3 separate regions of the Homo sapiens genome follow, and all the other regions are linked to region 3. Evidence: read pairs that join two places in POLR2A ChIA-PET (ENCODE). Cell type or tissue: PC-9. All regions are shown on one strand.

Region 1 (8,000 bases), 68 kb before region 3:
GATGGTTTGACAGGGACAGTTGTGTGCGGTTTGGGGAGCAGAGTTAAGGAGGATGCTCCCAGGTCCTGGTTTGGGCAGCAGGGTGGATGACAGAACCGTCAGGGGCTAGAGAACACAGTGGGGGGTGGGAGGGGCAGGCTGTGGCGAGGGGCTGGGTGGAGATATTTGGGTCTTGAACTTGCCAATTTACGTGCCTGAAGGACACCCGGATGGAGGTATGTTGAGGGTGGCTGGATGTGTGGTCTGGAGCACAGGAAAGGTCAGCACAGGCGCAACAGCTGAAGCCTTGGAGAGGAGCAAGTGGATGCTGAGTGAGAAGACAAGGTGAAGGACAGAGCCTGGGGAGCCCCAACATTTATGGGCAAAGGAAAAGAGGAGACTGCAAAGGAAACCGAGAAACTTCCCTAAAAGGAAAAAGAATAGCCAGGAGGGAGCAGTATCCCAGGTGCCCAAGGAAGATGCTTGTGGGAGGCACAGCGAGCAGCATCAGGACCACAGGGAACCGAAGAGATGTGCTGAAATGTGCTCCTTGGATTTGGCAAGTCGGAGGAGTCACTGGAAATCTCTTCAAACTGGAGGGCATGCGAATCAGAGGGACTAAGCTGGGCAAGAGGATGCTGAAGGACTAAATGGCTGTGTGGAGGTTCTAGGACTCAGTGAAAGGGTAAGAGACCAGAGGGCCTCGGGAGGGCAGGAGGAGGAAAGAGAAGGATCCAACCCCCCGACCCCGCCACCCCATGCACTTCCTTAGATCTTTTTGGCTCCTGCTGGGCCCCCTTCTTAGTTGTCTGAAAGAACCTCTGATGGGCACAGGGAAATAGGGTTAGGAGGGCCTCCCTGGGATGCTGGTGGAGGGTGGAGGGTGGAGGAGAATGTATGAATGAAGCACCAAAGCAAGCCGATCCTGGGACGCCCTTCCCTCCAGGCCTTCGGAGGAAGGAGCCCTATCCTCCTTTGGAGAGGTGGGGCAGAGACCTGGCCTCTCCAGCCCAGTGGCCAAGGGACCCAACAGAATTGTGACCTTTAACCCCTCTTGGAGTCCAGGCATTTCTGACCCCCCACCCACCCCAACAGGGACTTCCAAGTTGGGGTGTGGCTCAGGCTGGTCCCCTGAGAGAACAGTGGGGGATGTTTCATGGTCACCAGAAGGAACAGCCAGGTATGATGGGAAGGGGTGGGAATGCTTTGGAATCCTATCCCATCCTCCTGGGGTTGGGGGGTGGTCTTGGCACAGCTGCCCAGGCCGCAGCCCTGAGCTTGGCCTTCTCCCGCCTCCCCAGGCCCTGTTTGATATGCACATCAGATACTGGTGCCCTTTGCAAAACTGTTACTTGTACAGAAACCTGAGGGAAGACGAAGGAGGGAAACTGCTCCCCTCTCTTTCCTCCCTCCAGCCACTTCCACTTGCAGGGACCTGCAGGGAAATGCCCACCCCCAGCGCTCTCCCTCACCACTCCGAGACTTGCAGCTTCCCCAGCTCCCCACGTGGCCCATGCTGGGAGTTTCTGCTCTGCCGGAAATGGCTGGGCCTTGGAGCTTCCCCCCACCCCCCGGGGCCTCTCTACCTCAGCCCTTCCTCCCCATTTCCCCAGCCCTGAGCTCAGCGCTGCCCTGCACCTCCTCCCCAGCCTGGAGTCTCGCTGGCTGTGGCATATTTGCCTCAAGCCTCCCCAGTTCCCTTCATCTCCAAGAATGGAGTTAGAGCCTCACCCTAGTCTGTCCGCTGAGCAGCTCCCGAGATGCCCACTGTGCCCTAAGGGTGCAGGAGATGGCAGCAGGGGATGGGAAGCAGGCCATGTGAGGCAGGCCAGGGCTAGGAGAAAAAGAATGGGCTTTGGAGCGGATGGGCCAGGATTACATGCCCTCTGCCTGCGGCCTTCCAGCTTGTGTCCTGGACCCGCTTCCTGTCTATGAATGGAGGTGGTAATACCACCCCACAGAGCCCTGGTGGGGACCAAATGAACAAGGAATGAAGTGCCCAACACGCTGCTTGCCACATAGCAAGTAGGTGCTTAAAACAACATCCTCCTCTCCTCCTCGGGATGCTGATGAAGAGGGTCTGTGCAGAGGACTCTCCAAGAGGCTAGGGGCACCTGGTGTGGGGGTGCAGGGCTCTTTTGTATCACTGAGGGGCCTTTGGGGGAGGAGGGGAGGGAATGCTGAGCCCTGGGCCACTCCAGTGCCTCTGCTCACTGCATTCCTTGGCCTGGCCTGGGGAGGACCTCTGGGAAAGGCTTCTCGCAGTGGAAGATCTCGTGGGGAGGGCCTGGTGTTGGGGGGACAGCATCTGGGTTTTGAACACCCTCGGCACATACAGACTCCCCCAACTCATAATCCGATTTATATTCCTACTCCCTCCTCTGGACCCATCACCATGGCAACAGTTTTCTCAGTTGCACTTCATCAGCTTCCCAGCGAATCTTTTCTCCTGCCCCCTCCTTAAGTCTCTTTTTCTCCTCCTCTGTCAGTCGGCCTTTTGAGGTACTCACAGCGCTCCCCTCCCCTTTGTCCCTCAGCTTCTGTTTCTCTCCTGCTCTTCACGAAGGTGTCCCTGCCTGCCTCTGTCCACATCTCTCTCTGTGGCATCCCTCCTGCCTCTCCCTTTTCAAGTGCACGATTGCAGCAACAAGCTGGGGTCTGTTGATTAGACAAGAACTTGTGTCCTTTCTGATATCAGGACAGAAAAGCAGAGTCCTGGAGGGTTTCGATTCCAGTGGGCTCTGCACAGATTTCTGTCTGCAGTGATGCAGTGGGTGGGTGGGTGTCAGCTTGGGTTGATCTTTGCAACTCTGACCAGGAGGCAGAGAATGGTGGGGAGGGAAAGCAGTGTGGGGCAGTTTCTTCTCCAGCCCTAAGTCATGGCTCCGGATGTGTCCTACAGGGTCCTGTCCTTGGTTCGCTTCCCAGCTCACCCTCAGAAACCTCACCCAATGCCTGCAGCTACCACTGGCATGCGGTGCTTCCCAGGAACATAACTTTGGCTCTGACTTCTCTTTCTCTGAAGTTCTAATCGAATCGCTTCACCTCCTCACTGGTCATGTCCACTTGGTATCCTACTGCCATGCCTAATGCAGTGACTAACCATGAACCATCTTCCCCAAGCCATCACCCCCTTCGTACTTCCCTGTCACTACCCAGAGTAAAAACCTTGGTGCTACGTGTGACTCCTCTCTCTGTCATCCTCCACACCTCACTTGAGTCCAAGGTGGATCAATTCTCCTTTGGAAATGTCATTCAGATCTGCTTCCTTCCCTTTGCCATTCCATACATATTATCCTAGACCAAGCCCCAGCCCCAGTGAGTCATCTCAGGCCCTCACAGTAGCCTCAGAGGTGGACTTTCCACTTGGGTTTACCACAAGTGTAGTCCCTCTTCAGAAACCAGACCTGGCCAGGTGCCATGGCTCATGCCTGTAATTCTAGCACTTTGGGAGGCCAAGGCGGGTGGATGACTTGAGGTCAGGAGTTCAAGACCAGCCTGGCCAACATGGTGAAACCCCCACTAAAAATACAAAATTACCTGGACATGGTGGCACATGCCTGTAATCCCTGCTATTCAGGAGGCTGAGGCAGGAGAATCACTTGAACCCGGGAGGTGGAGGTTCCAGTGAGCCGAGATCGTGCCACTGCACTCTAGCCTGGGCAATAGAGTGAGACACTACTAGACCTGGGCCTGTCCTGAGCATGACTTTCTTCTCCTCCTCCTCACCCTCCCATTTTTCTTCTTCATTTATTGAGCACCTGTTATGTACTAGGCTTGTCATATATGCTATCTCTTTTAATCTTCACAATAAATCCTAAGGTAGTTGTTATCGCATTTTACAGGAGAAGAAACAGATGCTCAGAGCGGTTAATTTGCCCAAAGTTCTACAGCTAATAAGCAATAGACCTGGAATTGTAGATCAGATCCAGATCTGTTGAGTTCCAGGGTTAGTGTTTTGTTTTTTTGCTATACCAGATTGTTCCTTGTATCACTCTTCACTCAAAAACCTTCTGAGCCTTTCTATTTTCTTCTTTTGAGGCTCATTTTGATCTGACTCCATCCCACCTACAAAACCATTTATTCTTGCTACTTCTCAGTGTGACATGGATTGGTACCAAGCGGAAGAACATTTGCATACTTTAGGGTTTTGTCTCCATCTCTTTCCTGTTAAATATTTTTATTAACAGCTTATATGAAAATATAGTATCACATTTCACAGATATAACCCTTGAGGGATAGTAAACATTGAAAGATAAGGATCCAAGAATCATCTCCATGTATAGAATGGTTAGGTAAACCTAACAGAATAAAGTGATCAGAGATCTATGTAAGACCTCAGCAATACACAGTGGGCCAGACATGGCTTAGAAGAAGTTCAGGTGAAAAAGAATCCGGGGTTTTAGTAAGTTCAGTCTAAGACATCAGCACTGGTGGGGCAGAGGGGATAGGGAGAAAGAAAAAGGGACATCAAGCTGGGTGCGGTGGCTCACATCCGTAATCCCAGCACTTTGGGAAGCTGAGGCGGGCAGATGACTTGAGGTCAGGAGTTCCAGACCAGCCTGGCCAACATAGTGAAACCCCGTCTCTACTAAAAATATAAAAATTAGCTGAGCATGGTGGCAGGCGCCTGTAATCCCAGCTACATGGGAGGCTGAGGCAGGAGAATCGCTTGAACCCGGGAGGCTGAGGTTGTGGTGAGCTGAGACCAACCGCGCCATTGCACTGCAGCCTGGGCAACAAGAGTGAAACTCCGTCTTAAAAAAAGAAAAGAAAAAGGGACATCAGGCCGGGCGCGGTGTCTCACGCCTGTAATCCCAGCACTTTGGGAGGCTGAGGCGGGCGGATCACCTGAGATCGGGAGTTCGAGACCAGCCTGGCTAACATGGTGAAACCCTGTTTCCACTAAAAATACAAAAAATCAGCCGGGCGTGGTGGCGTGCACCTGCAATCCCAGCTACTTGGGAGGCTGAGGCAGGAGAATCACTTGAACCTGGGAGGCGGAGTTTGCAGTGGAGCCGAGGTCACGCCATTGCACTCCAGCTTGGGGAACAAGAGCAAAACTCTGTCTCAAAAAAAAAAAAAAAAAAGAAAGAAAAAAGAAAAAGGGACATCAGCATAACATGACTGCCAGGAGCAAATCCAATGTTAAGTCACGTTACTGGAGATATGGTATTTGGAATAAAGGAGAAGACAGATAATCTTGCTTTATTGTAAGTTGGCCAGGTGTTATGATGGGAGCCATTGTTTTGTGACCTGGGAATGTTTAGGCAAAAGTAAAGAGTGGATCGTGAGGTCAGGAGTTTGAGACCAACCTGGCCAACATGCGGAAACCCTGTCTCTACTATAAATATAAAAATTAGCTGGGCGTGGTGGCGGGCGCCTGTAATCCCAGCTACTTGGGAGGGTGACGCAGGAGAATCCCTTGAACCCAGGAAGTGGAGATTGCAGTGAGCTGAGATTGTGCCACAGCACTCCAGCCTGGGCAACAAGAGCAAGACTCTGTCTCAGAAAAAAAAAAAAAAAGAAAGAGTAGGGACCACTAAAGCTCAAATACCTGAAGGGCTATCATGGGGAGGAAGAATTAGATTTACAGTGTGCACCCCCAAAAGGTAGTGCACGGACCACCAGGAGATAAGAGATTATCTCAAAATGAAGTTTAGTTCCGTGGAGACCACTGGTAGATGAAGTTCAGCTTTGAGGAAGGAAAAACAGATGTCCATAAACGGAGTGAGCTGTCTTGGGAGTAACAGTAAGCTCCCTGTTACTAAAGGTGTTCAAGAAGACGCTGATGGACAGGGGCCGTGGCTCTCGCCTGTAATCTCAGCACTTTGGAAGCCCAGGCGGGTGGATCACGAGGTCAAGAGATCAAGACAATCCTGGCCAACATGGTGACACCTTGTCTCTACTAAAAATACAAAAATTAGCTGGGCATGGTGGCGCACGCCTGTAGTCCCAGCTACTAGGGAGGCTGAGGCAAGAGAATTGCTTGAACCTGGGAGGTCGAGGTTGCAGTGAGCTGAGACCACCCCACTCCAGCCTGGTGACAGAGCAAAATTCCATCTCAAGAAAAAAAAAAAAAAAAAAAAGAAGAAGATGCTAATACACTGCTGGCCAGAGATGTTGGCAGGGAGGTAACCATCAGAAAGAGTTTGAAGGCTGGGTACAGTGGCTCACACCTATAAGCCCAGCACTTTGGGAGGCTGAGGAGGGAGGGTTGCTTGAGCCCAGGAGTTAGAGACAAGCCTGGGCAACATGGCAAAACCCCAGCTCTACAAAAAATACAAAAATTAGCGGGTGTTGTGGTACGTGCCTGTAGTCCCAGCTACGCAGGAGGCTGAGGTGAGAGGACCACCCAAGCCCAGGAAGGCTGAGGCTGCAGTGAGCCGTGGCAACCGCACTCCAGCCTGGGCAACGAAGTGAGACCCCGTTTCAGAAAAAAAAAACAAAAAAACAAAAAAAGAGAACTTGAACTAGGTAGTTGGTCTTTGAGATTCACTCCCTTCCTATTGACATTAATCCTGCTTTTGCTCTTTCCCTGCCCCTCACCGAGCCCTCTGTGTGACTCTGTCCCTGGCCTGTCTTTCCAGCTCCAGGTCAGTTTTCTCTTTCTCCACCAGGTCTACCTGAGGATGCAATTTGCACTGACTGCATAAACTTCATATGATTTAATTACTCAGCATCTTTTTTTTTTTTTTTTTTTTGAGATGGAGTCTTGCTCTGTTTCCCAGGCCGGAGTGCAGTGGCGTGATTTCGGCTCACTGCAATCTTCGCCTCCCTGGTTCAAGCGATTCTCCTGCCTCAGCCTCGCAAGTAGCTGTGATTACAGACGTGCATCACCACGCCAGGCTAATTTTTTTTGTATTTTAAGTAGAGATGGGGTTTCACCATGTTGGCCAGGCTGGCCTTGAACTCCTGACCTCAGGTGATTTGCCTGCCTAGGGCTCCCAGAGTGCTGGGATTACAGGTGTGAGCCACCGCGCCCGGCCTATTCAGCATCTTTTATTGTTCTCTCACTGTCCCCATCTTATAAGCCCCTTGAAGGCAGGTACCTGTATTATTTGTACAATGACTAGTAAGGATAAGAACTTGGGGCTGGGCAATATAGTGAGACAACCACCTCTGGGGAAAAAAAAAAAAAAAAAAGCAGCACCCTAGTCCCTGCAGATAAAGCAGATGTATTCCTGAGGTTGTGAGACCCTACAGGAAGACAGAAGCATTGGGCTTATTCCCTTATCTCAGAGCTATGTCTTTTTTTTTTTTTTTCTTGAGACAGAGTCTCGCTCTGTAACTCAGCCTGGAGTGCAATGGTGCGATCTTGGCTCACTGTAACCTCCGCCTCCCAGGTTCAGGTGATTCTCCTGCCTCAGCCTCCCAGGTGCATGCCACCATGCCTGGCTAATTTTTGTATTTTTAGTAGAGACAGGGTTTCATCATAATGGCCAGGCTGGTCTCAAACTCCTGACCTCATGATCTACCCGCCTAGGTCTCCCAAAGTGCTGGGATTACAGGCATGAGCCACCGTGCCCGGCAGAGCTATGTCTTTTAAAAACACTTCCTGATTTGGGATTTCAGAGCTGAGATTACAAATGCCTTAGGAGTTAGAATAGGTTGGCCTATTTTTGAGATGGAGTCTCATTCTGTAGCCCAGGTTGGAGGGCAGTGGCACGATCTTGGTTCACTGCAACCTCTGCCTCCTGGGTTCAGGTGATTCTCCTGCCTCAGCCTCCCGAGTAGCTAGGACTACAGGCGTGCATCACCACACCCAACTAATTTTTTTTTGGTATTTTTAGCAGAGACAGGGTTTCGCCATGTTGGCCAGAATGGTCTCAATCTCCTGACCTCGTGATCTGCCTGCCTTGGCCTCCCAAAGTGCTGGGATTACAGGCATGAGCCACCGCGCCTGCCTAATATTTGTATTTTTAGTAGAGACGGGGTTTCACCATGTTGGCCAGGCTGGTCTCAAACTCCTGACTTCAAGTGATCCACCCACCTCGGCCTCCCAAAGTGTTGGGATTACA
Region 2 (8,000 bases), 360 kb before region 3:
TACCTAATATGCTACAGCTTTTGGCAAGATCGGCCTCTTATTTACTCCCAAACTCCACTTAACCCCAGTCTTCTTTCTTCCAAACTCCCACCTGCCCACAAACTTTCATGATCTTCAGGTTCTCCAAAGGACCTACTGCCTCCAACTCATTTTCATTACTATCAGTAAATGATTTTTCAGAGGTAAGCAAATCAATCAGAGTTAGGGATAGTACAACGTCATCCATGGCAACCTTTTATATAAACTATACCTTTAAATCAAATGTCAACTTTCCATTCCTACTAACATAAAATTAAAACCAACTCAACTACTTCTATGTGTTACCCATTCAGGCAGTCACAGACCTGCATAATTATTTGTGTAGTATTTCTCCATTACCTAGGCTGAGAATTCTCCTCATACATTCTTTCTTTTCCCTCCTTGAAGAGGCTTATGGTTTGCTTAGTTTTCTTCATCAAATTCTCCATAAACACCCTAAAATACTCATTTTCTCCAAGTGTCTCCATCTTCCCCTCATATCTTGACAAGATAGTACGGAGATGCTGGTAGGTATCTGGTAGCAGGTCTAAGATATAAGGTGGGCTATTCTTTAGCGCCAGCTTTGGGTTCTGACACAACCGCACCACCTGCAACAAATGAAAAAGAAGGGCTATTACTTGGAGAATTTTAAGGACAGCTCCCTTTTTTAAGTTTAAGAAAGTTATGAAATATGTGCTCTTTTGCAAAATATGAAAAATACATGAGAATATAAGAAGCAGATCCATAACCCCATTGCCCACAGGCAACCATTTTAAAATTTTTAGTGGTCCCCCAGAAGAATGTGTTTTTAAATCCGTTTGAGAGACTAATGGTACAGATAACACACAGAACAAACAACTAGGGGAAAACATCCACATAAATCCCTAAAACATGCTAGATGAAATATGGCAAATTACTTTTAAATATACTGCTGATCCCCACAATATTTTTATTTATTTATTTATTTTTTAGGGTCTCACGGTTGGAGTGGAGTGGAGCAACCACGACTCAGTGCAGCCTCAAACCCCCAGATTCAGGTGATCCTCCCACTTCAGCCTCCTGGGTAGCTGGGACTACGGCCATGCATAACCACACCCAGCTAATTGTTGTTTTTTTTTTTTTTAGAGACATGTTGCCCAGGCTAGACCCAAACTCCTGAGCTCAAACGATGCCACCTGCCTCAGCCTCCCAAAACACTGGGATTACAGCCCTGAGCCACTGTGTCCAGCCTGACCCCTATAATAAACTAAAGAAAATTCCCAGGGACAGAAATAAAGGACATGACTGCCCTGGGAGGTAAATCTCTGTACTCTAGGGTCTTGAGCTTTGTTTGTTTGTTTGTTTTTTGAGACAGAGTTTCACTCTTCTTGCCCAGGCTAGAGTGCAATGGTGTGATCTTGGCTCACCGCAACCTCCGCCTCCCGGGTTCAAGCGATTCTCCTGCCTCAGCCTCCTGAGTAGCTGGGATTATAGGCATGCACCACCATGCCCGGCTAATTTTGTATTTTTGGTAGAGACAGGGTTTCTCCATGTTGGTCAGCCTGGTCTCAAACTCCTGACCTCATGATCCACTGGCCTCAGCCTCCCAAAGTGCTGGGATTACAGCACTTTGCTGGGATTACAGGCCCTTTGTTTGTTTTTTGTTTTTGAGATGGAGTTTTGCTCTTTTTGCCCAGGCTAGAGTGCAATGGTGCAATCTCAGCTCACTGCAGCTGCTGCCTCCCAGGTTCAAGCAATTCTCCTATCTCATTCAGCCTCCCAAGTAGCTGGGATTACAGGCGGCCACCATCACACCCAGCTAATTTTCATATTTTTAGTAGAGATGGGGTTTCGCCATGTTGGCCAGGCTGGTCTCGAATGCCTGACCTTAGGTGATCTGCCAGCCTCAGCCTTCCAAAGTGCTGGGATTACAGGCATGAGCCACCGCACCCAACCTGGGGTTTGAGTTTTAACAACCGCTTGAGGAACAGGAACAGAGAGGCCTTGGACCCAGTAAAGCATAGAGCTGAGAGTCCTACATTTGGACTCTCAGAATTTGCCTGGCAATTCTTTGTACCATCTTTCACTTTCAACTTTTCTGAGTTATGTTTTAAGTGTTTCTTTTAAAGATCATATAGATAGAATTTAAAAATCCAATGTAACAATCATTGTTTTCTAACTGGTAAGTTTAGTCCATTTTGTGTTTGTCATACAAATAAATTTGGATTTATTCCTAACAACTTGTTTGTGCTTTCTATTTACATGGACTTTTCTGTGGACAAACTAGTGGAACAGAAAGTCCAGAAACAGACTCACACATGCACACAAGGAAATTCAGTATCAGCGGTGACATTACAAATCAAGAATACAAAAGAAAAACTATTGAAAACTTTGTTATCCATATGAGAAAAAATAAAACTAGATCCCTTACACATTACATGAAAATAAATTTCTCACAGCTCTCCTCAACTTCCCAAATTTGGCATAATTTCTCACTGTCTTGATAACAATTCTATGTCTTCTAAGTTTTCTTGCTATTAGCAGTATATTTGGTTCAAAACAACCTAAGCTAACATTAATGGAAGCATAAGCCTGACATTCTCGTTTTTATTTCACATTTAAAAATACCTATTTTCAGGCCGGGCGCGGTGGCTCACGCTTGTAATCCCAGCACTTTGGGAGGCTGAGGCGGGCGGATCACGAGGTCAGGAGATCCAGACCACGGTGAAACCCCGTCTCTACTAAAAATACTAAAAATTAGCCGGGCGTGGTGGCGGGCGCCTGTAGTCCCAGCTACTCGGAGAGGCTGAGGCAGGAGAATGGTGTGAACCCAGGAGGCGGAGCTTGCAGTGAGCCGAGATCGCGCCACTGCACTCCAGCCTGGGTGACAGAGCAAGACTCCGTCTCAAAAAAAAAAACAAAAAACAAAAACCTATTTTCTTGTGTCACCGAAAGCTCATTATAAACTTTTTTGAGATATTTAAATAATTCTAGTCTATGGATAGACAATAACATATCTTAACCATCTCCCCCCAACTTTAACATTTCTTTTGTTTTCAAGTCTTTACTACTGCAACATCACAGTGATGAACGTGCTTGGATATTTCATTCTTCTATACATCAGATTATTTCCTTAGGATAAATTCCTGTTTAATGACTAATGATCAAGAATTCTTCAAAAATTAGCCGGACATGGTGGCACATGCCTGTAATTCCAGCTACTCGGGAGGCTGAGGCAGGAGAATCACTTGAACCCAGGAGGTGGAAGTTGCAGTGAGCCAAGACCATGCCACTGCCCTCCAGCCTGGGCCACAGCAAGATTCTGGTCTCAAGAAAAAAAAAAAACAAAACACAACTCTTCAAATGATAATATGAAAATTGTAAAACTAAATACATCATTCTCAATACAACATTTCTTGAACTCTTGTTTTCTTAAGTTTTTGTTTTTTGTTGTTGTTGTTGTTGTTTTTGAGAAAAAGACTCCCTCTGTCTCTCAGGCTGGAGCTCAATCATAGCTCACCACAACCTCGAACTCCTGGATTCAAGCAACCCTCCTGCCTAAACTGCCTGAATAGCCGGGATTAAAGGCTCATGCCACCACATCCAGCTAGCCCCATATATAAGCCTAGCAAACAAAGACAAGCTGAATCAACAAAAACATTTGGTTCATGAATATTTTCACAGCATTTTAGAAAGCTCTTCATTCTTATCAAGTGTTCAAGTCAAAAGGGAAGAACATGGCCAGGGAAAAAAGACTCCACCTCGGAAGATAACTATATTCTAAGTACAACAGAGTTAATAACTCATATTAATAAAACAAATACAGACAGTTCCCAGTTTACAAGTGCTACATTCCAAAAGTAAGTCAGGTATTTATAAACAGACTACATTTCACAACAAAAATATTAAAATTGTAGTTTCCTATGTTAGTCTGTGGAAGGAAGTGGGGAAGACCGACACTGTAACTAGAGATTAAGATCTAGCAAAAACTGAAAACTAAACATGCTTTATATTAAGAAAGATCCAGAAGAGAAAAGGAGATAAGTGACAACTGGCCAACATGGTGAAACCCTGTCTCTACTAAAAAATACAAAAAAAATTAGCCAGGCATGGTGGCAGGCACCTGTAATCCCGGCTACTTGGGAGGCTGAGGCAGGAGAATCACTTGAACCCGGGAAGCAAAGTTTGCAGTGAGCCAAGACCACGCCACTGCACTCCAGCCTGGGGGACAAGAGCGAAACCACGTCTCCAAAAAAAAAAAAGAGAGAGAGAGAGAGAAGGAATTAGCTAGGAGTGGTGGTGGTGTGGGTGTAAGTCTCAGCTACTCCAGAGGTTGAAGCAGAAGGATTGCTTGAGTGAGTCCAAGAGTCTGAGGCTGCAGTGTACTATGATCATGCCTGTGAACAGCCACTGCACTCCAGCCTGGGCCACATGGCAAGACCTTGTCCCTATTTCCTTTTTTTTTTTTTTGAGATGGAGTTTTGCTCTTGTCGCTCAGGCTGGAGTGCAATGGTGCGATCTCAGCTCACTGCAACCTCCGCTTCCCAGGTTCAAGTGATTCTTCTGGCTCAGCCTCCCAAGTAGCTGGGATTACTGGCATGCGCCACCATGCCCGGCTAATTTTTGTATTTTTAGTAGAGACAGGGTTTCACCATGTTGGCCAGGCTGGTCTCAAACTCCTGAACTCTGGTGATCCGCCCACCTCGACCTCCCAAAATGCTTTGTGTCTATTTCTAAAAAATTAAAATTCAGCCTGGACAACATTGCAAAACCCCATCTCTACAAAAACATATAAAAAAACATTAAGTAGACATGGTGGTGGGCACCTGTGGTCCCAGTCACTCAGGAGGCTGAGGTGGGAGGGCCGCTTGAGGCGGAGGTTGCAGTCAGCCAAGATCACACCACCATATTCTAGCCTGGGCAACGGAATGAGACTCTATCTCAAAAAAAAGAGAATACATTAAAATACATATATTTTAAAAGAAGAGGACGCCTCCTAGAATAGGAAAAAAAAAAAAGAGTGAGCATAGGTTCAGACAGAGACCAATTTGTACATATGGAGGCTGTAAGTTAAAGGTTGTACCAGTTTTTATTTTTCTCAACATATTCATTCAACAAATATGTGTCAGGCACAGGGACACAGAAGTAAAAAGACAAGGTATCTGAATGTGAGAGGAATCAAGCAATAAAACAATAAAAATGAATTCAACAAGAAAATTATAAGGTTTGCGGGGCGCGGTGGCTCACGCCTGTAATCCCAGCACTTTGGGAGGCCAAGGCAGGTGGATCACCTGAGGTCAGGAGTTCGACACCAGCCTGACCAACATGGAGAAATCCTGTCTGGAATAAAAATACAAAATTAGCCAGGCGTGGTGGCCCATGCCTGTAATCCCAGCTACTTGGGAGGCTGAGGCAGGAGAATTGCTTGAACCCGGGAGGCAGAGGTTGCGTTGAGCCAAGATCGCACCATTGCACTCCAGCCTGGGCAACAAGAGCAAAACTCCGTCATAAAAAAAAAAAAAAGAAAATTATAAGGTTCACTATAGAATTAAAATAGGCTAATATGATAAGAAAGTGCTGGGTGACTAGTAGATAAGGCTTTTCTGATGCGACATTGAGGCTAAGAGTTGAAATTAGAGAAAAAAGCCAGCTACAGCAGAAGAGTAGCCCAAAAAGAGCGAACAACTACAGATGTTCCTCAATTTACAATGGAGTTACATTCCAATAAACCTATCCTAAGTTGAAGGTATCATAAGTCAATAGTATATTTAATATACTTAGCCTACCAAACATCATAGCTTAGCTAGCCTACCTTAAACATGTTCATAACACAGTAGCCTAGAGTTGGGCAAAATCATCTTAACACAAAGCCTACTACTTTATTATAAAGTGCTGAATAACTGATGTAATTTATTGAATACTGTACTAAAAGTGAAAACAGAATGGCAGAATGGTTATATGGATATTCAAAGCGCAGTTTCCACTGAATAGCTATCACTTTTGCACCATCATAAAGTCGAAAAATCCCAAATCAAACCACCGTACCATCAAACCATTGTACTTCAATGGTCTTAAAGTGGTAAGTGGTTGAGATTTGTTTGAAGAATAGAAAGGTCAGTGAGATTAAAGCATAGTGAACAAGGTGGAGAAGGTAATGAGAGAGATTTGTGGAACAGGTAAGGAAGTCACCAAAGAGACATTATGCTAAAGCCTAAGCTATAAGTTTTTAAGTTTTCAATTAAATTTTTAAAGGACTAAATAACATTTTAGTACTTTGACCAGATTGAATCAAATAGCCATATCAAAATGTCTTGCTTCAGGCGGGGCGTGGTGGCTCATGCCTGTAATCCCAGCACTTTGGGAGGCTGAGGTAGGCAGATCACTTGAGGTCAGGAGTTCAAGACCAGCCTGGCCAACATGGTGAAATTCCGTCTCTATGAAAAATGCGAAAATCAGCCAGGCATGGTGGCACACACCTGGAGTCCCAGCTACTCAGGAGGCTGAGGCAAGAGAATTGCTTGAACCCAGAAGGAGGAGGTTGCAGTGAGCTGAGACATGCCACAGACCCCATCTCAAAAAAAAAAATGTCCTGTTTCAGTCATTTAAGTTGAGTAAATTTCTTAACCTCTGAGCCTTAGTTCTTTTAACCACAAAATCAAAGATAATGCCTCATAATAAAATTTGCATAAAAGGATTGCACAGTTTCCAAAAAAATCGCATTCAATAAATGTTAGCTCCCCTTCTCATTTCCACACCATCTGAGTGGCTTATATGCAGGGGAGGCAAGAATTACCTACTAAAGACAGAATAGTGGACCTCATATCACCCTTTGATGATTCCCAGAACCTGGTAGCATTAGTCCTATCATTTGGGCCCATAACACAACTACTGTCCCAGTCCTGCATGGTCTCTGGTAACCAAGAAATAGAGAAAAGGCAGCAGCAGGTAACACAAGAATTGGGTGACCAACAATCTGCAAAAGCTACAGAATCCAGCCCTTAAAAGGTTCAAACCAAGTACCAAGTACAGCTCCCAATGAAAATATTTAGGCCAGATGCGGTGGCTCATGCCTGTAATCCCAGCACTTTGGGAGGCCAAGGCAGGTGGATTACCTGAGGTCAGGAGTTTGAGACCAGCCTGGCCGACATGGTGAAACCCCGTCTCTACTAAAAACACAAAAAATTAGCCAAGCGTGGTGGCACATGCCGGTAATCCTAGCTACTCGGGAGGCTGAGGCAGAAGAATCGGTTGAACCCGGGAGGCGGAGGTTGCAGCGAGCTGAGGTAGCACCTTTGCACTCTAGCATGGGCAACAAGAACGAAACTCTGTCTCAAAAAAAAAAAAAAAAAAAAGAAAATATTTATATTGGCTGGATACGGTGTCTTACATCTGTAATCCCAGAACCTTGGGAGCTGAAGCTGACGCTGAGGTGGGCAGATCGCTTGAGCCTAGGAGTTCAAGACTAGCCTGGACAACATGGCAAAACCCTATCTCTACAAAAAATACCAAAAATTAACTGGATGTGGTGCACATGCCTGTAGTCCCAACTACTTGGGATGCTGAGGTGAAAAGATCAATTGAGCCTAGGAGGCTGAGGCTGCAGTGAACCAAGACTGCATCACCACACTCCAGCCTGTAGGACAGAATGAGACCCTGTCTCCAAACAAAAACAAAACATAAGGCCAGGCACAGTAACTCACACCTGTAATCCCAGCACTTTGGGAGGCCAAGGCGGGAGAATCACCTGACGTCAGGAGTTGGAGACCAGCCTGACCAACATGATGAAACCCCGTTTCTACTAAAAATACAAAAATTAGCCAGGCATGGTGGCATGCACCTGTAGTCCCAGCTACTGGGGAGGCTGAGACAGGAGAATTGCATGAACCCGGGAGGTGGAGGTTGCAGTGAGCCGAGATCACGCCACTGCACTCATAGCCTGGGCAACAGAGCAAGACTCTGTCTCAAATAAATAAATAAATACATGCATACATACAAGCGCGCGC
Region 3 (8,000 bases):
TCTTTCTTTCTCTTTTTTTTTTTTGATGGAGTCTCGCTCTCCTCACCCAGGTTAGAGTGCAGTGGCAAGATCTTGGCTCACTGTAACCTCTGCCTCCTGGGTTCAAGCGATTCCCCTGCCTCAGTCTCCCGAGTAGCTGGGACTACAGGTGGGCTAACATGCCTGGCTAATTTTTGTATTTTTTTTTAGTGGAGATGGGGTTTCACCATGTTGGCCAGGCTAGTCTCGAACTCCTGACCTCAGGTGATCCATCGTCCTCGGCCTCCCAAAGTGCTGGGATAACAGGTGTGAGACACCACACCCGGCTAAGGTGTATTCATCTCAACTTCCAAAAAACAGGTATGAATGGCTTACCAAATGCCAGGCTTCAGCAGTGGACAAGACAGACTGGCCTAACAAAAGTCTCTTGCGAGGATGGTCGTGGGTCCTCAAATAACTCACCAGTTTATCGTTAGTATTCCTTAAACCCCCACAACATTACAGGCTCTGAACCAGGTGCTGGCAGAGTGATGAGAAACAAAATGAAGCATGGCTTCCACTCTGCGGTAGCTTATACCCTGGTGAGGAGGGAGGCATTAGACCCATAAACTACGTGCTTAGTAATAATAATAACTTATAATATCATTAGAAAATGTGAAAGTGCTATGAAGAAAAAGAACAGGGTGCTAAGAGAGCAAATAACAACGTGAACTCAATCTCTGTAAACTAATAACCATGACTGTAATGCTCCCAGATTAATTTACAGTTTATGAAGCCCTCTCCCATTCTTGGTCTCATAAGGGCCTCATCCCAGCCTGTGGAGACAGGCAAGCAGGCGTTCTTGGCCTATGTTATTTCTGAGAAAACTAAGTAAGAGTCTATAGGTCTCATGCATCATATAAGTCTACCCAGTTAGTGAGGAACCCCAGCTAGTTCTGACTCAGGGCCCAGAGCTCTGTCCTCCAGGGAGAAAGAGATGAGCCGGCCCTGAGCAGGGCAGCTAGCCTGCTTGTTCTAGAGGAGAAGCTCAAGACATCAAATGGTGAAAGGTTCATCTTCCCCATGTTCAGTCTGGACGGAGCCTCGCAGTGAGGCTAGTGTGAAGAACTGTGGTCAGCAACGCGGAGCTTAGAGGCTTGGCCTTGGGTGGCCCAGAGTGGGGCAGGCAGGACAGAGTGACCTTGAAAACAAAGGAGCAGGAAACGCCGAAGAAAAAAGATGCTGAAGCGGCATCATCAAAGGCGGCCGTGGAACTAACTCAGCAGTGAAAGTGAGCCAGGCCCAAGGCAGAGGTGATGGGCCAACGAAACTCCTCACCGCATTCACCGTCGCAATTGGAGACATGATTGAGGCCGGCCCACCTGCCGCATCTGCACCTTGATCACGGAGCTCCTCCGAGAGAGGTTTCCAAATGACTCGGCCCTGCTGCCCCAGGAAGGAAGCCTTCGGGGCTGCAAGGTGGGGGCCACTGGGTGGGGGCCAGGCACCTGAGAGTAATTGATGACACAGCAGTAGGGGACAGGGCTGCTGACACAGTGGGACCGGCGCTGGAGGTGGCAGAGATGGAGCAGCCACCTGGCCTTACCTACCCAAGGGGGACAATGGGAAATCCCGCCAACGGCTCTTGTGAACAGAGAAGCAAGTGCCAACCCTGGTGCCACAGTTTATGTCCTCTGTAACCTGGCCCCAATTCCCCGCTTTTGTTTCCCAGATATAAATATTTATAGAATGTCAGCCGGGCGCGGTGGCTCATGCTTGTAATCCCAGCACTTTGGGAGGCCGAGGTGGGCGGATCACGAGGTCAAGAGATCGAGACCAGCCTGGCCAACATGGTGAAACCCCCGTCTCTACTAAAAATACAATAATTAGCCAGGCATGGTGGTGCATGCCTGTAGTCCCAGCTACTCAGGAGGCTGAGGCAGGAGAATTGCTTGAACCCAGGAGGCAGAGATTGCAGTGAGCCGAGATCGCGCCACTGCACTCCAGCCTGGGTGACAGAGCGAGACTCCGTCTCAAAAAAAAAAAAAAAAAATTTTATAGATTGTCTACTGTTTTTTCCCAAATTTATTTCTTGGTTCCCCCATTGGGGGTGCACTGTCCTCCAGCCAGTTGAACCCCAGTAGCGTTCCCTCTTTTTGGTGCCCTCCACCCCCTCTGCTTAAAGATTTCTCCAGTTCCTGGGAATTCGGGCGCGGCCCTTTCCCATAATATTCCTCTGGATTGACCGAAAAGCCTAAATTACTCCTCAAGGGCCCATTCTCAGGTGCCCCTTTTCTCGTACAAAGAGACTCCTGCTAAATTCAAGGTTAAACCGTTGCGCCCCGGCCACCCACAACGCAAAGGTGAGATCGGGCACCCTTAACCTGTATTTTTTGAACCCTGGCAGCCCCAACGCTGATAAGTGATACTCTAATTTCCGCACTAAGCCCATATCACAGCCTTTGGGTGACAAAGCCATTTATGATTCTTCCTTCCTCCCCTTTCCTCAAGAGCTTTGCACCCCACAGGAGTACAATAACTGTGTTTGACAGACTGGCTGAATGAATGAAGAGGGAGTGAGGTTGGAGCCAGTGGAGGGTGGGGTGGGAAATCTGGGGTGGGTCTGAGTTTGGCTCTCCTGGGTGTTTTTCTGTGGCCTGCCTGTGGTGCTCATTCTCATCAGGAGAAGCAGAGGAGCTTTGGATCTCAGCTTGGATATCAGTAGCTGTGTGACAGTGGCCAGTCTCTCTTCTTCGCCCTGTGTAAATGGCACAACCCATCTCAAAGGTTATTGTGAGGATCAATGCGTGATCAATACACGAAAACACTCAGTGCCTATTAGGTGCTCAGTAAAGTTTGTTGATGAATTACACAAGTGACAGTAATTTTTTAGTCTCTTTTTTGAGGTTGGGGTGGGGGTGGGGTGGCCATCTACCCTACTCTTCCTTTCAGTACTGACATCTGTGACCTTGTCAGGTCTTTCCTACTAGATTATAACCCTGCACAGTGCCAGGAACGCAGGGCAGCGCGAGCAGTCAACAGAGGTTTGGTGAATGGATGGATGAGCACATGTGTGATATGTAAATCAGTAGTCTCTGGAGTGTAACATCCTACTTCCGATTAAGCAAGGTGCTCTGGAAACTACAGGAGCATAAGTGGCTGCTGTTGCTGTTGTTCTGCCTCTGGACAAGAGGAATTCATGTCTTCTGGGTGGTGATCCAGCTCCACGATCCTCCAGGGTCCCCTGCTGGCTACTGTGGGGGTGCTGCTGGGAGAGAGGCTCAGCTTGTCGGTGAGGGCAGTCGCTCTTTGCTGCAGGCTGACCCAGAAAACAAACTGGTGCTTCTTGCCCCTCCCAGGCCTGTGGTGGGGAGGAGAAAGCCGCAGGGCACTGAGCCCTATGAACCAGTCCAGTGTCCAGAAAAGGGACGATGGCCAGGCTTCAGGGCTGTGGAACTCGCTGTTCTGGAGGCTGAACCCGGGTCAGCTGCAGAGGGGACTCCTTGGGCTGGGCAGTGGGGAAAGAGAGCAGCCAGGGAAGTGCCCAGGGACAGGAAAGAAGGGGCCCCAAGCTGGCCTCAGCAGCTTTCTGTGCACGCAGTTTCTTCTCTGAGGTAAGCAGTTTGAGCTCATCATAGAGAAGGTCTCAGAAATGAACAGTGCCACAAAAGTCTTGTGAAAGGCTTGTCTGTCATCTGAGGCTAGTGCACAGTGACGCGGTGTGTGGGGTGTGCCCTTGAGAGAAACCGGCTGTGCTGCTGCCCAGCAGCCACTGAGCTGGAGGAATTTGCCGTCAGAAGACCCTAGGGAGGCCGCAGTCTCTCTCCGGCCTGTTTCTCTCCAGGCAAACTAAACCTGTGGGTAACTTGCTTCCAGAGGGCTGTTCCACTCTTTCCTCTCCAAGCTGGAGGTCTCTGGTGGGGGTTTCCTACAGCCCTGCTAAAGGCAGAGAGAAGCGGCGAGGGTGTTCTCTTTGCCCCGTCCACGTACAAAACAGGCCAAGGCTTTGGGCTGTGTGACCTGGAGCCATGTCTCAGAGGGCGCTGGGAGCTCTCCAGGCCTTTCTCCAGCCCCCACATTTGTGTTTAGCTGGAGGCAACCTGAGCCTGCGCGGGAAAGTAAACAGTTTCGTTGTTTGGGAAGCTTTTATTAATAGTTACAGATTACACTTTCTTTAAAGGCTTTAAAGAAAACAAGGTGTAATCTGTAACCAATTTTTTTTTTTTTTGAGACAGAGTCTCACTCTGTTGCCCAAGCTGGAGTGCAGTGGCGCCATCCCGGTTCAAGCAATTCTTTTGCGTCGGCCTCGCAGGTAGCTGGGATTACAGGTGCCCGCCACCATGCCTGGCTAATTTTTTTGTATTTTTAGTAGATACAGGGTTTCACCATGTTGGTCAGGCTGGTCTCAAACTCCTGACATCAAGTGATCCACCCGACTCGGCCTCCCAAAGTGCTGGGATTACAGGCATGAGCCACTGTGCCTGGCTTGTAACTGTTAATGAAAGCTTCTTCCAGCATTAAAAAAAAATCTAATTACATAATATTTTTAAGTTAAAATATTTTTAAATTTAATAATTGTTATTATTATTTTTTTTTTTGAGATAGAGTTTCGCTCTTGTTGCCCAGGCTGGAGTGCAATGGCACGATCTCGGCTCACTGCAGCCTCCGCCTCCCCAGTTCAAGCGATTCTCCTGCCTCAGCCTCCCCAGTAGCTGGGATTACAGGCATGTGCCACTACACCCAACTAATTTTGTATTTTTAGTAGAGATGGGGTTTCTCCATGTTGGTCAGGCTGGTCTCAAACTCCCGATCTCAGGTGATCGGCCCGCCTCGGCCTCCTAAAGTGCTGGGAATACAGGTGTGAACCACCTCGCCTGGCCTAAATTAAAAAATAATATTTACCCATTGTTTTTGTAAATGACTTTGCAGTAGAAGCCCTTTGGTGGGGACTGTTCTATGCACTATACAAAAGATAAAGTTGGCCAGGTGTGGTGGCTCACTTCTATAATCCCAGCACTTTAGCAAGACAAGGCAGGAGGATTACTTGAGCCCAGGAATTTGAGACCAGCTTGGGCAACATAGGAAGACCGGTCTCTACTAAAAAAAGAAACCAAACAAACAAATTAGCTGGGCATAGTGACGCACACCTGTAGTCCCAGCCAGCTACTTGTGAGGCTGAGGTGGGACAATTGCTTGAGCCCAGGTGTTCAAGACTGCAGTGAGCCCTGATTGTGACAGAGTGAAGCATGAAAAAAAATTGTAAAAAAAGGAAAATGTATAGTTTTGCTTTCTTTCTTTTTTTTTTTTTTTTTGAGACAAGTTTTGCTCTGTCACCAGGCTAGAGTCCAGTGGCGAGATCTCGGCTCACTGTGACCTCTGCCTCCCAGGTTTAAGGGATTCTCCTCCTCAGCCTCCAGAGTAGGTAGGTCTACAAATGCGTGTCACCATGCCCAGCTAATTTTTTTTTTTTTTTTTTTTTTTTTTAGTAAAGACAGGGTTTCACCATGTTGGCCAGGATGGTCTCAATCTCTTGACCTCATGATCTGCCTGCCTTGGTCTCCCAAACTGCTGGGATTACAGGCATGAGCCACCACACCTGGCCAGTTTTGCTTTCTTTTTCTTTCTTTTTTTGAGATGGAATCTCTCTCTGTCACCCAGGCTGGAGTGCAGTGGTACGATCTCAGCTCACTGCAACCTCCGCCTACCAGGTTCAAGCAATTCTCCTGCCTCAGCCTCCCAAGTAGTTGGGATTACAGGCTTACGCCACCACGCCCAGCTAATTTTATGTATTTTTAAGTAGAGATGGGGTTTCACCATGTTTGCCAGGCTAGTCTTGAACTCCTGACCTCAAGTGATCCACCCACCTTGGCCTCCCAAAGTGCTAGGATTATAGGCGTGAGCCACTGTGCCCAGCCTGCTTTCTTTTTATATGAAGGATATATTATTCATATTTCAGTAAGTTAACATTTTATTTTATTTTAGAATCAACATTACATATAATTGGAAAATAGTGGGGAAAATCAGTCATAATGTTGTGATGGGAACTAATATAACTTTGTCCATCATCTTTTTTCTTTATTATATATATATATGTAGATATATAGTTTTTTTTTTTTTTGAGACAGGGTCTCACTCTGTCACCCAGGCTGGAGTGCAGTGGCATGATCATAGCTCAGTGCAGCCTTGAACTCCTGAGCTCAAGTGATCCTCCTACAAAATTATCCCAAGTAAACTAAATAAGAAGGCTTTCCAGCTGGGCGTGGTGGCTCACACCTGTAACCCCAGCACTTTGGGAGGCCAAGGCGGGCGGATCACCTGAGGTCGGGAGTTTGAGACCAGCCCTACCAACATGGAGAAACCCCGTCTCTACTAAAAATACAAAATTAGCTGGGCCTGGTGGCGCATGCCTGCTATCCCAGCTACTTGGGAGGTTGAGGGAGGAGAATCACTTAAACCTGGGAGACGGAGGTTGCGGTAAGCCGAGATCGTGCCATTGCCCTGCAGCCTGGGCTTTCCATGAACTGGGCAATTGTTGGAAACCAAGTGGATGTGGGTTGCTAGCTGATTCCAATATGTGCCTAGAATTAGAATATTGATCCGGATTTTTACATTACTCATCCCTCTTGTTTCATCTGAGCTGCAGTCAGAGATCACTGATTGGTTCACAGCAATAAGCAGGTGAGTCTAAATTGCAGAAAACAAGCTCAAAAACAACTGATAAGACTAGAATCTAGTAACAGGTGTACCACAGTTACTGAAACATATTTTTTTTTCTCCAGTCTCCCGTTTTTACTAAAGAAAAATCACGGTAAGACCAATTTGCTTTATTATATTCAGTCTGATCATTTGTATAAAGTGCAGCAAGAATAATTATTTTTCACATAGGATTTTTATAATTGACTTTGATGGAACTTTCTTCCATAAAAAGAATCTCAGATAATACCTTTTTAAAAGCCAAGCCTAGCCATGGGTTTGTACTGTCAAACACCTATAGGAGTTGCATAAATTCCTTTCCTCTTGAGGTCCCGAGATAACTTGGGGCTCCTGGGCCTGTCAGAAAGTGACATTCTTTATTTACCACAGGTCAGAAACCCTGTATAAGGACTGTGCAGACAAGGCACATGGCCAGTTTTCCCAAGGGGCTTTATTGCCTCTATAAGTCAAGTTTGATTCCTTAAAGGAAAGCGCATCATTCCATTCAAAGCCTTGGTAAAATAACCAGTTTCTCCAATTGTGTCCTGTTGCAAAAGAAAATGTTCTTATTGCACTTATGCAAATAACCATATTGCCATAAGTTAAGAATACTCACAAATAGTGTCCAAATTCTGACAAAATCAGAAAGAAAAACAAATATGCTCCAAATTTTGTTCACAGGTGTTTACTCAATTGTTAGAAGCTGTCAATAGCTCAAAATAAAAGTTTTCTTGACTCCAAAGTCAGCCAATTAGTGCTGAAGTCTATTTCCTTTGGGTTGGGGTCTCCCCAGTATAATCCCCTCATGGTTAGCCAGGAAGACGTTACTGGAAAGGGGTCCCAATCCAGACCTCAAGAGAGGGTTCTTGGACCTCGCACAAGAAATAATTTAGAGCAAGTCCATAGAGTAAAGTGAAAGAAGTTTATTAAGAAAGTAAAGGAATAGGCTGAGTGCGGTGGCTCACACCTGTAATTCCAGCACTTTGGGAGGCTGAGGCTGGTGGGTCATTTGAGGTCAGGAGTTTGAGACTAGCCTGGCCAACATGGTGAAACCCTGTCTCTACCAAAAATACAAAAATTAGCCAGGCGTGGTGGCAGGCACCTGTAATCTCAGCTACTCTGGAGGCTGAGGCAGGAGAATCTCTTGAACTCAGGAGGTGGAGGTTGCAGTGAGCCAAGATTGCAGCACTGCAATCCAGCCTGGGTGACAGAGCAAGACTCTGTCTTGAAAAAAAAAAGAAAGTAAAGGAATAAAAGAATGGCTACTTCATAGGCAGAGTAGGCAGAGCTACATTTTCATTTAGCATGTTCTTAAAAATATTGTTTGGAGGTTTTCAGCACGAAATGTC

The links. Peaks named below come from ENCODE experiments on the same cell type or tissue, not always from the same donor. Only the 100,000 strongest peaks of a DNase experiment are listed, where the experiment ranks them.
Region 1: POLR2A ChIA-PET joins it to region 3 with 24 read pairs; 18 of 35 experiments call an interaction of 5 or more read pairs at or near these places.
Region 2: POLR2A ChIA-PET joins it to region 3 with 15 read pairs; 4 of 35 experiments call an interaction of 5 or more read pairs at or near these places.

The regions. Positions count from the first base shown.
Region 1 is chr11:118,933,937-118,941,936 of GRCh38, reverse strand. No RefSeq gene overlaps it. Among named protein-coding and RNA genes, the nearest start is that of BCL9L, 12 kb to the right of the region's middle. RefSeq lists enhancers at 742-1,521, 1,522-2,303. In PC-9, no CTCF peak of the experiment used is centred here; a DNase peak (open chromatin) is centred at 3,256; H3K27ac peaks cover 2,126 bases.
Region 2 is chr11:119,225,074-119,233,073 of GRCh38, reverse strand. It overlaps CBL (Cbl proto-oncogene), which reads right to left. Exons shown (of 16, transcript NM_005188.4): 2 at 379-626. Among named protein-coding and RNA genes, the nearest start is that of CBL, 23 kb to the right of the region's middle. In PC-9, no CTCF peak of the experiment used is centred here; no DNase peak of the experiment used is centred here; H3K27ac peaks cover 597 bases.
Region 3 is chr11:118,865,941-118,873,940 of GRCh38, reverse strand. No RefSeq gene overlaps it. Among named protein-coding and RNA genes, the nearest start is that of CXCR5, 14 kb to the left of the region's middle. RefSeq lists enhancers at 1,169-1,358, 3,221-3,300 and silencers at 3,731-3,820, 3,831-3,880. In PC-9, no CTCF peak of the experiment used is centred here; DNase peaks (open chromatin) are centred at 3,190 and 3,650; H3K4me3 peaks cover 1,406 bases; H3K27ac peaks cover 1,618 bases.